Linked DNA regions of Mus musculus: region 2 is linked to region 1. A link is a loop called in an ENCODE intact Hi-C map of the cell type or tissue named here. Cell type or tissue: heart. All regions are shown on one strand. Each heading gives the region's core, and the rest is flanking DNA. Links, peaks and the distances in the headings are about the cores only.

What was found. Hi-C counts contacts between places; a loop is a spot of excess contacts. Peaks named below come from ENCODE experiments on the same cell type or tissue, not always from the same donor. Only the 100,000 strongest peaks of a DNase experiment are listed, where the experiment ranks them.
Region 2: a loop joins it to region 1, with 2.5 times the contacts of the local background. A loop is called at or near these places in 4 of 42 quality-filtered maps.

The regions. Positions count from the first base shown.
Region 1 is chr5:100,425,299-100,433,634 of GRCm38, forward strand. 5430416N02Rik (RIKEN cDNA 5430416N02 gene) reads right to left here and starts at 4,237. Exons shown (of 5, transcript NR_034038.1): 1 at 4,028-4,237; 2 at 3,799-3,940; 3 at 1,438-1,506. In heart, for the core only: no CTCF peak of the experiment used is centred there; a DNase peak (open chromatin) is centred at 4,333; H3K4me3 peaks cover 4,496 bases; H3K27ac peaks cover 2,677 bases.
Region 2 is chr5:100,671,291-100,679,626 of GRCm38, forward strand. It overlaps Coq2 (coenzyme Q2 4-hydroxybenzoate polyprenyltransferase), which reads right to left and starts at 2,966. Exons shown (of 7, transcript NM_027978.2): 1 at 2,699-2,966. The coding sequence starts at 2,951. Hpse (heparanase) reads right to left here. Exons shown (of 12, transcript NM_152803.5): 12 at 8,194-8,336. In heart, for the core only: CTCF peaks have their summits at 310 and 3,856 (motif pointing right); DNase peaks (open chromatin) are centred at 2,981 and 3,851; H3K4me3 peaks cover 2,065 bases; H3K27ac peaks cover 1,468 bases.

The sequences.
Region 1 (8,336 bases), core at 219-8,218:
TCTTGGTCATGTTTGTGCAGGAATAGAAACCCTAAGACAGAAATTGGTACCGGAAGTGGGGTATTCCTATGACAACCTGACCATGTTTTGGGGAGGACTGTGGAAGGACTTTGGAACTTTGGGCCAGAAGATCCATTCGCTGTTAAGAGCTCTGTGAGATGTTGTGTAGGAGCTTGGAAGATAATGTTGAGAACATTGCAGAAAAATGGAGGCCTGGCTTGTGAAACTTCAGAGGTAAAATTAAAGACTTTTTTCAGGGCCACTGCTATTTTGGATTGTGAAGGTTCTGTGGTTCTGAAGAATCAGCTGTGATTAACAAGATACAAGAACTACTAAAGTTAAACCTTTGCATTACTGGAACTATTGATGCTGGTTAACTGGAGCTAAGAAATTAGCGGTGATTAAGAAGAGACCAGCATCACTGAGGTGAAATCTTCTGGGAAGGGTTTTCTGAGAGCACAGAGGCTGTGTTCCAGAGATAGCCAAGGTTGTACCTTGTGCTGTGGCTGGACTTGGTAATATGTAAGAGTCACCCAGGTGGTACTGGTTTTGAAGGCATGAAGGGGTCACGCAGAGCACCTAAGGCTCGGCACTGTGAGAGGCCATGGAAGGCCATTGGTGAAGGTGCAGCCTCAGTTGCAATTGATGGCCCAGGACTGAAGGGGTCATGCAAAGGGGTTGAGGCTTGGCACCATAAAGAGAGCCTATGAGAGGCTATTGGTGAAGGAGCTTCAGTTGAGGAAATGCCTCCATGAGATCCAGCTGTAAAGCATTTTCTCAATCAGTGATCAAGGGGGAGAGGCCCCTTGTGGGTGGGACCATCTCTGGGCTGGTAGTCTTGGTTCTATAAGAGAGCAGGCTGAGCAAGCCAGTGAGTAATATCCCTCCATGGTCTCTGCATCAGCTCCTGCTTTCTGACCTGCTTGAGTTCCAGTCCTGACTTCCTTTGGTGATGAACAGCAATGTGGAAAAGTGTAAGCCGAATAAACCCTTTCCTTCCCAACTTGCTTCTTGGTCATGATGTTTGTCCAGGAATAGAAACCCTGACTAAGACAGACTGCTTAAGAGTTAAGAGGACTGGGGTCCGATTCATAGCACACACATGGCAGCTTCACTCTCCAACTGCAGTGGCAGGGGATCTGATGCCCCCTTACAGCCTTCTCAGGCACCATGTATGCACACGGTGCAGACAAAACACCCACACACACAAAGGCCTGTCGTTAAGACAGGAGGCCTGGGTTGGAGAAACTTCCAAGTCGTCCTCTGACCTCCACACCAACAAGGACACAATGATTGTCTAAATAAAAGTTCTCTGCCACCCCGAAAATAGGTAATTAAGATTTCACCAAAGCCTTTAGGATTCCAGTCTTTACTTCATAATCTTTCCCAGACTGTATCACTCAGAATATTTAATATATACAAAACAAATGACTCTACCTTTCCTGTATTTCGTAATCATCTTCCAACGTCACGCATCTCTTCCAGGCATCACCGAGAACACAATTCCTGAAAAAAGATTGTATTTTAAATCGTGTGCCAGGGGCTGAGGCCTGTGGCTGCCGCATCTCCTTTAGGAAAGCTTGCATATCCTCATTAGTTCCTCAATAATCACAACGGCTCAGTATGTGAACAGCAGTGAAGAGTTTAATCATCGGATATGCAGCCACTAGCGGAAACAGCAAAGAGCTCAGAGCACTCCATGCCCACCAAGTTCTCTAATGTCTCTTAACGTTGCTGTTTTAGTTAAAGGTCTATGACATTTAAGTAAATGCCTTTTGCAGTCCCCCATCTGTCAGTATTACAATGTATCACATTACCAGAATTCAGAGCAGTATAGCCACAGGGCTTGTCAGAGGGACTCTCAGGACCCCTGCATCTCTCCTAGGAGACCCTCAGCAGCAGGCACCCAATTAAACAGGCATCTCACTGAGATGCTCCCAGGCTTTCTCCTCAGCTGCAGCACCCCCTTTTGTGAGAATCTCAGCAGATTATGTTTCTGAAACCACTTAGCCCGTGTGGTGGTCTGACATGGCCCCTCATGTATTCGCATGATCTGTCCCCAGGTGAGCTGTCCGGGAAGGATTAGGAGGTGTGGCCTTGTTGGAAACCAAAAGCCCATGCAGTGAGTCTTGCTCTCTGCTGGCAAAGCAGGATGTGAAGCAACGGTGCCAGCACCATGCCTTCCTGCCTGGCTGTCCCAGCATATAGGACTGACCCGTACAACGGTAAGCCAGCCCCAGCACAACGGACCAACCCCTACAACTGTAAGCCAGCCCCAGCATGATGGCTTCCTGTAAGAGTTGCTGTACTCATGCTGTGTCTTCACAGCCTAGGATTCCTGCTTCTCCGGTAGTGTCGTGGCACTTAGTACCTCATGTTCTTTTACTATGTTAACAATGTTGGAAAACCAAAGTATTCTTCGGGTACTATTCACTTCACAAAATTTTCTCCAATCATAACCTTGATACTTTTTGAAAATTTTTATTTTTCGGCATAGCTGTTTTACCTGTGCGTTTCTTTGTGTAGCACTGACTGGCTGTCCAAGAACTCACTCACTCTGTAGAGCAGGCTGGCAAGTGCTCTGCCCTTTAATCTGCTGCCTCTGCAGGGATTAAAGGCACACACTGCCACCGCTGCTGGCAATAAGGATGACCTCTTACCATTATTCTGTAGGAGAAAAGCCAGCCACAAAAATCCTATGTACTAAAGAAAAAACTCCGATGCACTAGTCTATTATCCCATCTATGTGAATCATACAGAACAGGCAATCTACAGGTACAGGTGCTCCTAGGGACTGGGGGACAAAGGGACAGCTAATGTGAATGGAGTTTCTTTGGAGAAGAGATAGGGTGCAGCTGGTAAAGCCTAGTGTTCCCAGAGCCCTAAGGTTCAACCTTCAGCACATTAACTGGGCTTGGCAGGAACACACACCACTGGGGAGGTGGAGGCAAGATGATCAATAGAACAGTCATGCCAAGCTACACAGCAAGTCTAATCTAGCCCGGGTTACATGAGACCTGTCTAAAAAAACAAAATGAATGTTTTTACAGGGTGGGGTTAGACCTCTACTCTAAAACTGGCCTGAACCTTTACTCCCAGCTTCATGGGAGACCCATTCAGAAAGATCACCCCCAGGTTGAAAACGGACTCTAGGAGACAAGCCCAGCTCAGTAAGATAAAATTGTATCTGTTCTAAAGGCAAGCGTAGGTTGGTGATGCAGTGACTGAAATCATGCACAAATCCTGGGCTTGAGTCCCAGCACTGCAAGATAAAAACCCCGATGTGCTGAGAGCTGATTACATGAGACCAGACTGAACTTCACTTAACTCACTGCCAATTGTGAAAAACCTCACCTAAGGATAAACACACAGCCTTGTATTCTTGACAGTCAAGCAAACACTTGTACCATAGCACCCGATTCCCCAGAAGTTCATGGGCTGCGTTTTATTTAAAAAAATAAAAATAAAAGGAAAAACCCAGCAAAATGTTGATTTCATCCAAATAAGATAAAAGCATATATAATGGAAAAACATGAATAAATTAATTCCTTGATGACTTCAATTCTCAGTAAAATAGGAGGTAAAAAAAACTTGTTGGAATTGAATTTTGTATCATTTGAAGGATACAAAGAAGTCAAAGGTTTTAATCACTGGGCTCCAATAAAATCGCCTAGTCCTGAAAGCTATCCACCCTCGATGCCCTATTCCCAAACTCAAACAAAGTTCTGTGGGCCCTAAGTTTCCGTACCCGTGCAGTTCCCATCGCACTGGAGACAGCAAGGGCCCGAGAGACCTCACCTTCTTTCATTAGCCACCTCCCATCTTCAGAAAAAGCGTTCTCTCATGAGGACAGCGGAGCAGTCCCACTCAAGCTGCTGTGCATCACATCCACAGCGCCAGGTCACATCGAGAGCTCCTGTGCCCCCTCGCCATCCGTGACCTACAAAAGAGACGAGATGAGGCCTGAGATCGCTCTTTTGTCCCGCCTGCTACACAACATTCGGCGGACATCACGACCTGTTCCTACCCATTTGGCGCCATTCTCCAATCAGTCCTTCCCGGCGCGCGCCACCATCGCCAGGGTCAGGCAGGCGTCAGCTCGGTTTCCACCTCTCTACTCCCCATGGCCATGCTCGCCCAAAGCGCGATGGCGCCGGATTGCGCGGGAGCTGGCGTAGACATGATGCCAGAGCGTTAACAAAAGGAGGACCGAATGGAAGCGAGAACGTGCCCACGGAGGCCCTTAAAGGCGCCAGGCCTCTCCGATTGGCTGCTTCGACATAGCATGGTATGTGATTGGCTACATGTCCAAAGCCCGCCCTTCCGGTCAAGCCGCCCAGTCCTCATGCGGAACAGAGTTTACCGCGACTCGAGCTCTCGCGGGAGCCCAGAAAAGGGACTTCGACAGAGTAGGATAGCCGGAAGTTGCTGTCCAGGGGACCGCAGCCTTGGGGACTGCTAGTGGAGTGTCTCGACCTGTCCTCCGGCTGTGTGGGCGATCGCAGCCGCCGAGCCCAGGCACTGCTATGGGACTGCAAAGGTGGGGCGGCGGCACATCGGCTAGCGTCGCCAGACATGTGCAACCGGACCTGGCTGGTGCTCCGCATTTGCCTTCCGGCTTGAGGGACGTTACTCAGAATGCTTTCTTTTTGCCGTTTATTGGGCGTCTGACTTGGTGAGCACCAGTCATCTCAGCCTTTCTGAGGTGTTGGTGAGAGTCAGTCATACCATGCTGAAGGCATACTGAGGAGAAAAGTAGGCGAAATCAATCCCTACTTAAACACTAGCTCCCAAGGAGAACCTTTTTGGTTGGTTTGTGGGGTGCTCTCTTCCTTTTATATCAGCCTGACCCGAGAAAACACGTGTAGTTCAAGCTGGCCTCACACTTGGGATCTTGGTGCATCAGCCTTCGCAGACCCAGCCCTGCACTACGCGTGAGACGTGGTCGCATTTTCTTACAATGTCAAGGGTTTGTTGAATAACAATAAATTCACACGTGATTCGAGTACCATCCTAAGTGCCAAACGTTAGCTTTTCCTTCTTGAATCAGTTTTCATTCGCCACCCCCAACCCCCTGAAAATCCCAAGCTTCTCCGTACTAGTCGGGAGATGTGTGTTAGACCAGAGCTGTGTGCTGCTTTGGATGAATATCGTTCTTGGCTCTTCCTAAAGATAGCACAAGATAATTTGGCTCTGGACCTGCAACTTCTAGACCTTTGTTTGGCTCTCCATCTGAACTCACCTGAGCTCTTCATTTCTTGTGATTGTCAATGAAATAATTCAGATGAGGCACACAAGAGAGCACTGTTGAAGATAAATGGGCTTTAGTACTGGAAAGTGAAGGAACCCAAAGGAGAGAGAAACAATGGCCAAAAAGACTGTTGGCATAAAAGCCTGCTCACAAGGAGCAAGAATGGGGCTGGAGAGATGGCTCAGCGGTTAAGAGCACCAACTGTTCTTCCAGAGCTCCTGAGTTTAATTCCCAGCAACCACATGGTGGCTCACAACCATCTATAATGGGATCTGATGTCCTCTTGTGTGTATGAAGAGAGCAGTGGTGTACTCATACACATAAATTAAAAACAAGGGGCAAAAATAGACACAGGCCAAGGAGATTCATGGTGCCAGCCTATATCCTTAGAAAGGGTTTAAAACTCAAATGTCTCTAGAACAAACAGTTGGTTTGGTTTTGATGGGTTGTTGTGTGTGTGTGTGTGTTTTGTGGGTTTTTTGTTTCTCCTCAGGTGACTGACAGGCCCACTTGGAGTAGCTTTGGGAAGGGGGAGGTGCATTGTGTTGACACCAGGCATAGTTGTGCACACCTTTAATCCCAGCACTCAGGAGAAAAAGGCAGGGGGGCCTCTGTTGTGTTCAAAGCCAGCCTGATCTACACACTTCCAGGATCCTGTGTGCTGGCTTGTTTTATGGCACCTTGACACGAGATAGCCATCAGAAGAAGGGATGATGCAACTCAGAAAATGCCTGCAGAAGATCTGGCTGGGGGGGGGGGGGCATGTAAGGCGTTTTCTTAATTAGTGACTGACTGGAGAGGGCCCAGTCTATTGTGGGTGGGGATCTCTCTGGGCTGGTGATGCTGGGTTCTATAAAAAACAAAACAGACTGAACAAGCCATGGAAAGCAAGCCCGTAAGCAGCACCCTTCCATGGCCTCTGCATCAGCACCTTCTTTGAGTTCCTGTCCTAACTTCCTTCAGTGATAGACTTTACTGTGAATGTGTGAGCCAAATAAATGCTTTCCTCCTCAACGTGCTTTTGGCTATGGTGTTTCATCACAGTAATGATAACCTTAACACACTGTCTCAAAAAAAATAAAATAAAAGACAGGACAGTGGTTATCTGTGTGCTTTACCACAAAACCTCCAGTAGGTACAGGTCTTATGATAGTTTGAGCAGTTTGGAACTGCCTCTCCTCGAAGGGCACCAAAAGCCCATTCCTTAGACCGTTCATTAGAGCCCTGCAATTTCAGTCAATGGTTTTGCATTTTGCTAATGGAGAGGAAGGGGTCCATTCTCAGACACCTCCAAGCCTATGAATTTTCCAACTAGCTACCAAACATGTACTTAGATTTTATAGGTGAAGACATAAATGTTATAGAGCTCAGATGACAGCTAAGAAGTAAAGAAGCAACATGGGAAATGGCTCAGCGGCTCTCTAAAGGATCCCCAGAACTTACCCAGAAAGCTTGGCAGATGGCAGCCACCTGTAACCCCAGCACAGAGAGGACGACAGGAGATTCCCCAGGACAAGTTGGCTAACTAGATTGGCAAACTCTGAGTTCACTAAAAGACTGCAGAAAGTGTACAATAGTCAAGGGGTCTCTACACAGGAGCAGTCACACATGCATGGGCCCTCACCCACACATGTACACATTCCTGACCATCTCAGTCTGCTTGATGAAAAAACTGCCTCTCAGATGTTATCCTCTGACTTAGCACATATGAACCATAGAACACATGGGCGCGCGCGCGCGCACACACACACACACACACACACACACACACACACACACTAAATAGATGTCATTTTGAAAAATATATCCCATAAGCTTTGGCATCTTTACCTCTTAAAGACTGAAATGAGTATCCTGTGATGGAGAAATGTGTGCCATCAGTCACGTCATCGAGCTGCTAAAGACCTAGATACCAGTTTCTTGAATGTCAGAGCTAAAACTAGTTTATCATCCCTTAAGCCATCATTCAGAGAAGGGCACAGTAGCACACCACGAAAGTCCAGCACTCAGAAGGTGGAGGCAGGAGCTCAAAGTCATCTCTAACTACACAGTAAGGTTGAGACCAGTGTAGACTTCATGAAACTTTGTCTCTGAAAAAAACAAATCATTCAGAATTTAAAACTTTTGCCAAGAAATACTAGTTATCCTTCTTGGAATACAGTTCAAGTTTGGTAATGTCAATTTGCTAAAGTGACTATCAATGTGTTCGCTGTAGACCTTCAGTATGTTAGCATTTTTATGAGTGTTCACTCAACTAATACTTTTTAAAGTTCACTTTTCTTTGTACATGAGACTATTAGTTATGGGCTGAAGGGATGGCTCGGCAGTTTAAGAGCACTGACTACTTTCCCAGAGGTCCTGAGTTCAAATTCCAGCAACCACAAGGTGGCTTACAACCATGTGTAATGGGGTCTGGTACCCTCTTCTGGTGTGTCTGAAGAGAGCAATGGTGGTATACTCATATGCATAAAATAAACAAATCTTAAAAAAGAATATTAATTATACACTAGGATGAAGTTTATGACAAATTAACAAAAACATTTGAGGACCCCAAAATGTACGGTTGATTGGAACAGATACCTAAGGGGTTCTTATTTGCAGTGTTTTCTCTTCAATAATATGAAATCTAATTCTCTTCAGTGTAGGCCCATGGCTACAACCTTTAGTTGTGTATTATGGATTGTGGTTGCGTGATCACATTAGTATCATGTTTGAGAGACACACTGTCTTCTGCTGCTGTGTGCTGGTACAAACATTTTATTACATGTTACACATGCCTATTAACAGCACATAGTCTCTCCTTATCAGAAAGTTCACATTTTCTTGGCTTATTTTATAACTTCTTCAATCTCAGTGGATGGGTTTATATGTCTGACCTATTCATATGATAAACTCATTGGTATCACTTGCTTGGAATATGAGTTTTCCAAAAGGGAGGAAAAAACTGTCCGGTGATGTTGTGAAGTTGATTTCTTAAGACAGAAATGTGAGCAGATCTTTTAACATGTTTCTCAAAACTTACGTTTTTGAGACAGGATATCATTATTAGCATTGGCCAGCCTAGACCTTGCTGTGTAGACAAGGC
Region 2 (8,336 bases), core at 1-8,000, 250 kb after region 1:
GATTGCCAGGGGCACTCCTTTCTATCTTCCCTGTGACACTTTCATTCCTTACAGTTATTCTGTGAAGAAAGGTGTAGAGGTAGTGAGAAACGCCAAACAGGCTGTAGACAGACTTGTTTATTATAAAATGGAAAGATTCTCTGGGAGAGGAAATACAATGGTCAGATTCTGAATGGGATGGGCAGGGCAGGGCTAAAGGTCTGTGTAGACTGAGCTTACAATTCTCTAACGATAGATTTCCCTTAGGACAACCCGCAACTGCAGTGAAGAGGGAAACACACTGCCAACCTGGTGGAAAGAGCGCCACCTGCCAAAACTTCCTGAAATGACACCGGTTGACTGACCAGTGATGTAGCCCAGTGGTAGGTAAGTCCCTTGACTAGCCTATGGGAGACCCTTTGAGTTCCACTCCTAGTACTGAGAAACAACAAAAAAGCTTTGCTACTGCCTTCTAAAACACAACGACTAATACTGCTCTATGAAAGTAAGTAGATATAACATCAATACAGTAAAACAATAACTGTATCACTGTCTTACAAGACATATACATATTAAACCAGGAACTCTACTGTCAATTTCTGCTCCTGACACAAGGCAGGGGTCCAAAACTATTCACAGAATGAATTTTACCTTGTAACTGTCTTATTTAGAATCAAAACATACAGGCCAGTATCTTAAGGCACTCAGCACAAATAACTACAAAGGTACGTTTCTCTAATCTCCAGTTCTGTGACTAATGCCTCAGGAGCCCTTATGTGAAGGCACTATGGTCAAAGTATTTACCATGTGTAGATTAAAGTCAACATTAGCACTTTCCTTTTATAGAGAAAGAAACGACGGTGCAGAGACAGAAAGTAATTTAACCACAGTCCCTCCACTGGATTGAGCTGAAGGTTCAAAACCACAAGGTCTGGCTCAAAAATGTGGCTCAGAATCACTTTATAGAGTCCTGTTACATGGCAGGATGTACAGCCACTAGATTAATGATGCTTAATTGTGAAAACAGAAACAATGGCAGCTGTTGATCTGTCCTGCGTGTCTGCAAGTCTCTCTTGTAGCTTTGTCACCCAGAATCTAAGAACAGAATTATAAAATGCTTGTGTAAACCCTGAATTATACAACACCCTAATAATGGCAGGCCTGCCTTCTATTTAATAGGTGTCTATAATCTCTTGTTGCAGTGATTCGGTGCTTAAAACCCACACAGGGAGCATTCACATCTAGAATATCAACAGTGACACCTGGCTACTGCCACCCCACCCACTTTGTCACCTGGACGCTGAGGCAAGCTCTGGAGTTTGTGGCCAACCTGCAGTACAAAGCAAGCCCTTGTCTTATGCAAAATAAAACAGGTCCAGCCAGGCATGGAGGAGAGTGCCTGCAGTCCTAGCAACTGGGAAATGGAGGCAGGAGGTCAAGGTTAGCCAAAGACACATATGGGACCCTGTCCAAAAACAAACACCAAACCCAAACGGGGCCACGTTGGGGGTCCTGGATAGGTAAAGGCAGAACAAATAAGTTTGGCATTTGGATGTTCTTCCATACGCTGAAACTGTACATACTGACATCTAGATTAGCTGGAATTCAGTTGTATCCCTCTTCCTACATCTTTCCAGGGTTGCAGGTCAGGCTCCTAGTCTTAATGTTTCAGCACTAAGTCTGTTTGTTTGGCTTTTATTTCAGAATATAAAGCCCAGACTGACTTGCAACTTGAATCAGCCCTCCTGCCGTTGGATGTTAGACTATAGATGTGAGCCACCATATTTAGCTACCCTTGGATTTTGAAAATATTTCTCCAAGACCTCTCTACTCTATAATATAGCATTTCCTTTGGAGTACTATTTTTTTCAGTTGTTCGAACTCTGGAGACAGTAAGTTATTTTTCTTTTCCTGTGCATGACCTATACCTCTGATACTTTTCCATACTTTCCTAGGTTATCAACTGTCTTTTCCAGCCAGAAACAAATTCTTTCAAAGCTGGTAGTTTTCCTAGCTCATTCTGTCACTAAGGCCAGGTGACTTCATCTACAACTCCGGGCATCGTTTTACCAACTAGACAGAAACCTTGCGTGCAGACGGAGCTTATATTGTGTCACAGGTGTCAATAGTCCGTGAGCACTTTGATGAAAAAGACTGAGAAAAAGAAGGTCATAGAGAGGCTTGTGTGAGTTTACGTTGGCGGGCAATTCTAAAGCACGATAACCCGGCTGTGTTCAGATGCTCTCAATCTTTGTAACCGGTGATGAGGGGGAAAAAAAGCCCAGTAGTAACACTTTTGGGGTCCTTCTGGTCTGGCTCTGACGAGGAGCCTTGATTTCAATAGTCTTACTTACATGCCCCTTGGGCCTTACATAATTGGAGGCAAAAATCGAAAACTAATGAATGCAGAAATGCTTCAAAACTGCAAATCAACAATCAAAAGCTTCGTGAAAGCAAAGGAGCACCTGCTCACATCTGAATGGGGTAGGAGTGGTCTGGAGTTTGTGGAATGGTCTGGGAATATGTGATTATCAACGTCCGCCTCCGGGACTCCCGGCTCAGAGCGAGGGAAAATCTGCGTGTCCCTGGCTAAGGTCCTGACCGAGTCCCGAGGGGACTGGCCCAATGGGTGCATCGCAGCGGAGTCGCGGTCACTGCGGCCCTGCTCCTCAGGCAGGCAGGCTGTCGAGCGCAGCGCAGCCCAGCCCGCCCCACTCACCTATGGGCTTGTCCAGGCGCATGAGGCGCAGGTAGGGCTGCAGCGGGCGGGGCGCCGAGTTCACCACGGCCGCGGCCGACAGGCTGAGAGCTCGGCCCCGCTGCGTCCCGGGGGCCGGGGCTCGCCGATCCCGCGCGCCCGGAACCCCTGCGCTGCGCACCAGGGCCAATGGGAGCCCGCGCGGACCTCGCAGCCATGCGGACCGAACGGCCCGCAGGCCCCGCGCGAGCCCCGCGCCTCCCCAGCGCAGCATGGCGCCAGGCTGGACGCCGGTCGGTGGCGTCATCCAGGGCGACGGGCCGCGGGCAGGCATGCGCAGTGGTGGCGCGCGCGCTCCTGGAACTGGATTTACAGACCGGGCTGAGCCGTATGGTGCTAGAAATCAAACCTGGGTCCTCTGTAAGGAGAGCAGCAGGTGCTGTTCACCGCTGAGCCATCTCTCCATCTCCAGGCTTCTTAATGAACTCAAAAGGAGAGTGTTTGTTTATTTGTATGGAATAGTTCTACCATAAAAAGAAAAACTTAAGTCCAAAAATGTTAACTACATGGAATGTTCACCTTCTAACACTAAAAGGGAAACAAAAAGCCAAATCAAATTATGTAAATTTTTATATATGTATATTCATATATACATATACTCATATATATACATATATATGAATTTAAGTATATCTATCTATATCTATATACTTAAGGGAAATTCTTTACTCGAGGTGAACCTAAGTTTGACAGCTAAAAAGGATGCAGTTTCACTCAAGAACAACTTCATAACCAGGTGGTGGTGGCGCACTCCTTTAATCCCAGCACTCGGGAGGCAGAGGCAGTCAGATCTTTACGTTTTCGGCCAGCTTACTAAAGAGTGAGTTCCAGGACAGCCAGAGCTACACAGAGAAACCCTGTCTTGAAAAATAAAACAAAGAAAAACAAAACAATAACCAACTTTATGCGACCCTTGTTAATATAGTTGGCCGTTGCATGTTTGCAGGTACCTGGTATGTGTTATTCCACGGTAACCCCTCACTGACTGGCTCTGGACAAGTCGCTTATCTGGATTTTAGTGTTTTGAGATGGTGGTGTATCCTTTTCGGTGCCCTTCCTTAAAGCCTATGAAGTGAGTTCTGTGATCCTGGCCTGGCGCTTGAGGAAGGTGCAGCAGGGGGCGCGCTGGCCTTTGCAGTCTGGGAAGCGCTGCTGGTCCTTTGATCTTTTAGCTCCATCTGCTGCTTGCCAGTTGAGCTCCTCTACAGGTTTGCGGCCTTTGAGGCTCCTTTCTTTTCCCAAAAGTTGCCTCCACGCTGTTTATTTTCAAGCACCCTTTCAGGTAGCATAGGTGCCGCCATGCCAAACACGAGGCTCTTTCACACTTGCACACTATTTCCATTTGCCTGGAGTTCCCAACACAATATTTAAAATGCAAAAATCATTGCGAATGCTTTCTATTTTAGAGGGAAAGGATGATAAAGCTGTTTTTTAAAATTGCTTTTTTTTTATTTGAAAAAAATGTATTTTAAAGTCCACTAACTTTTTCACTCTCAAACCCATTTCAACTTGTCCTGCAGTGGTAGTAGGACATTATAAAAGTAAAGACTAGACTGAGTCCAAAGAATAGTTATTAGCATGAAGCAGGAGCGACCATGGCTCTCTGCCCTGTTCTGTTAACTCCATAGAGGGTCAATAGCAACCTTTTGCTTTTGTGACATGATGTCTGTGGCCTTCCGTGGGAGACACACACACACACACACACACACACACACACACTAAATAACTAAATACATGGAATAAATGTTTGAGGTTTTGGGTTTTTTTGGTTTTTTGTTTGTTTGTTTGTTTTGTTTTATTTATTTATTTATTTATTTATTTATTTTTATTAGGTATTTTCCTCGTTTACATTTTCAATGCTATCCCAAAAGTCCCCCATACCCACCCCCCCAATCCCCTACCCACCCACTCCCCCTTTTTGGCCCTGGCGTTCCCCTGTACTGGGGCATATAAAGTTTGCAAGTCCAATGGGCCTCTCTTTCCAGTGATGGCCAACTAGGCCATCTTTTGATACATATGCAGCTAGAGTCAAGAGCTCCGGGGTACTGGTTAGTTCATAATGTTGTTCCACCTATAGGGTTGCAGTTCCCTTTAGCTCCTTGGGTAATTTCTCTAGCTCCTCCATTGGGGGCCGTGTGATCCATCCAATAGCTGACTGTGAGCATCCACGTCTGTGTTTGCTAGGCCCCGGCATAGTCTCACAAGAGAGAGCTATATCTGGGTCCTTTCAGCAAAATCTTGCTAGTGTATGCAATGGTGTCAGCGTTTGGAAGCTGATTATGGGATGGATCCCTGCATATGGCAATCACTAGATGGTCCATCCTTTCGTCGCAGCTCCAAATTTTGTCTCTGTAACTCCTTCCATGAGTGTTTTTTTGTTTTTTAAAGAAGGTAAAAATGGTTTCAAACTCATATGCCCTGGGAAGTTCTATTCCTGGACTTGGAAAGTATTCTTTTTGTGGAGAGGCTGTGAACCACAAGGGTGAAATAAATAATGAAAATCATTGGAGCAATAAGATAAGGTGCAGATTAAAAGCTAACAGGCATGTGAGCTTAAAAGGTCTCACTAACAAGGCAGACAAGAAAGATTAGGGAAACTTCAATGTTATTGCATTTAACATTCAGTAATGTAACTGAGCACTGGTCTTCATGCGGCCGTGCCTTTCTCATACACCTATCGGCTATTAGAAGTATCTTACCAGCAATTTGTATTGCATATGCCTCTTATTGTACATGCCTCTAAACTACTTTGACTCTTTCTCCCTCTCCCTCCCCCATCTCCTTCCTTCCTTTCTCCCTCCCTCCTTTCCTCCCTCCCTCCCTTCATTTTTTGAAGCTGGGTTGGGCTTTGTAGCTCTGGTTGGCCAGTAACTCTCTATGTAGACCAGGCTGACCTCAAACTCACAGAGATCTGCCTGTTCTGCCTCCCCAAGTGCTGTGATTAAAGAAAGGCACGTGTCACCATGTCCAGCTGCCTCAATAATTTAAAAAACGATTTTCATCTGGGTGTAGTGATGTGTGTGTGTGTGTGTGTGTGTGTGTGTGAGAGAGAGAGAGAGAGAGAGAGAGAGAGAGAGAGAGAGAGTCCACATATGTGTGTGTGAGTGTCTGGGTGTGCATGTGTTCACATGTGTGTGAAGTCAAATATGTGGATCTCAGGGATTTAACCCAGATCAGTCTCAGTGGCCAGCACCAGTGAGCAATGACTAACAAAATAGTCAAGTAAATTTACAAATATTTTTAAATAGGTAGCATACATCAACACAAAACCATACCTCTTACTTCACAGGGAATATGAGTCTATTCTGAGCCACATGCATGACTGTGGTTCAAGAACACGGTTTCAGATTACCCCAGAACCATGTTCCAACATAGAAGTAATAGTACACACCAAAAGGAAGGAATAAATCCTCTGGCAATTAGTTTGGGGTTGGTAGACTAAGTGAATACATTAAAAGGTTTCATGTGATGGTTGGATGTTAGTTCAGAGACAGAGGTTAGCAGTGACTGATTAGCAAGGGAACTAAAGATAGTTGTACTGACTGGTTTTGTGTGTCAGCTTGACTCAAGCTGGAGTTATCACAGAGAAAGGAGCCTCCCTTGAGGAAATGCCTCCATGAGATCTGGCTGTAAGGCATTTTCTCAATTAGTGATCAAGGGTGGGAGGTCCCATTGTGGGTGGTGCCATCCCTGGGCTGGTAGTCTTGGGTTCTATAAGCAAGCAAGCTGAGCAAGCCAGGGGAAGCAAGCCAGTAAGTAACATCCTTCCATGTCCTCTGCATCAGCTCCTGCTTCCTGACCTGCTTGAGTTCCAGTCCTGACTTCCTTTGGTGATGAACAACAATGTGAAAGTGTAAGCTGAAGAAACCCTTTCCTCCCCAACATGCTGCTTGGTCATGATGTTTGTACAGGAATAGAAACCCTGATGAAGACAATAGTCAAAGGTAATTTTGGTTCTGGATCTGTAACATTCTGACTCTACACAATCATGAAGTTCTAATTAATAAGTTGGATAGAATCTACAACATAGTTCTAGCCTTTTTTTTTAAAAAAAAGTAGGAACTTAAATTTACGCAGACAATACCATCTCAGGTTTCAAATATAAATTCTTTGAATATTCAAAATCAAAATGCCTAAGTCCATTTTTGTTATTAGTGTGTGTGGTTGGGGGAGGCACACATGACGCCCTGCATGTTTCGAGGTCAGTTCTTTGTGGGGTCGGTTCTCTCCACGAAACATTACGTGGGTTCCAGGGTTGGAACTTGGGTGGCCTGTTCTTTAGTTTTTGTCAGCTAGTTTATGTCATTAGAAAGATATTTGTGACAGTATGACGGATCACAGGAAATATGAAACTGATGAAGATTCTGTGTCACGTGACATGTCCACTTGCAAGCATCACGTGACATGAGGTGAAAATGGCTAAATAGCTTGTGAGTGTCAGGGAAGAGTCTGCGGAGAGAGTAGAACAATAAGTCGCTTGGATGCTGGAGGAGGTGTTGAGGTTAAGGTCTGAATGTACCTTCACACACACATAAACATTTGTCACCTAGAAAGGAGACAGAGCAGCCAGAGGGAATGCGCACTTGCACACAGACTCACACACACACACACACACACACACACACACACACACACACACACGTGCATGGGAAGGAAACAAGGCACGGGCACATGCTGCTCGGATCTTGTGTGCAGAGAGAACAGAGTTGACGAAGTGCCTAAGGTTAAGACCAATGAAAGGCAGGTGCCAGTTGGTGAAGAACCTCACTGCCCTGTAAGGAATGGAAAGGCACTTGGGTAGTTCCAACAGGGCAGGGAGAATGGGTGGGTCAGTGGTTAAGAACATTTAACCTCTCTTGCAGTAGACCTGATTTCAGTTCCCAGCATGGCTCATAATCATTTGTAACTCCAACTCCAAGGGAATGTGATGGTTTTGCTCCTGCCCTGTGGGGGCTGGTGCACCCATGTCAGCCCATGTTCCCTAGTCCCCACCCACCAGGTAAAATAATAAGAAATCAATCTTGAAAGAGTTTGAGGCAAGGTTGGGATGAATGAACAAGTTAGATGTTGCTACCGTCACACAAGTGAAAAATTAGGCATTGGGCTTAGCAGAAGAAGAACAAGGAAAATAGGTAAGCCAAGACTTGGTGACTGAAGAAGGAAATTATGTTTATGCCTGATTGTTCCTCTTCTGCAGAGTCAAGCGCTTCAATGTTGGGGAGGATAAACAAGTACAGGTAGGGGGTATACAAAAAGATGGTGAAGGAAGAAGCAGCTTCATTCATTCATTCATTCATTCATTCATTCATTCTGCAGTCATGAGGATCAAACCCAGGGCATTTTGTCTGTGCTAGGCTAACATTTTTCCAGTGAGCCAAAGCTCCAACCCGTCGAAACCAGACTTTCAAATTAAGATCCTGTAAGCTTTAGATTTATTAGAAGAATGACCATGCAAATTGAGGCTATAAAATTAGTTTATTTCAAATGTGGAAATATAAAACTTACTTGCATAAAAATTGAGAGTATTGAAGCATACAAACTTTAGGTTCTAGCTTCATCAATGTACTAAATTCAGTGGAGATAATATTCATAGCAGGCA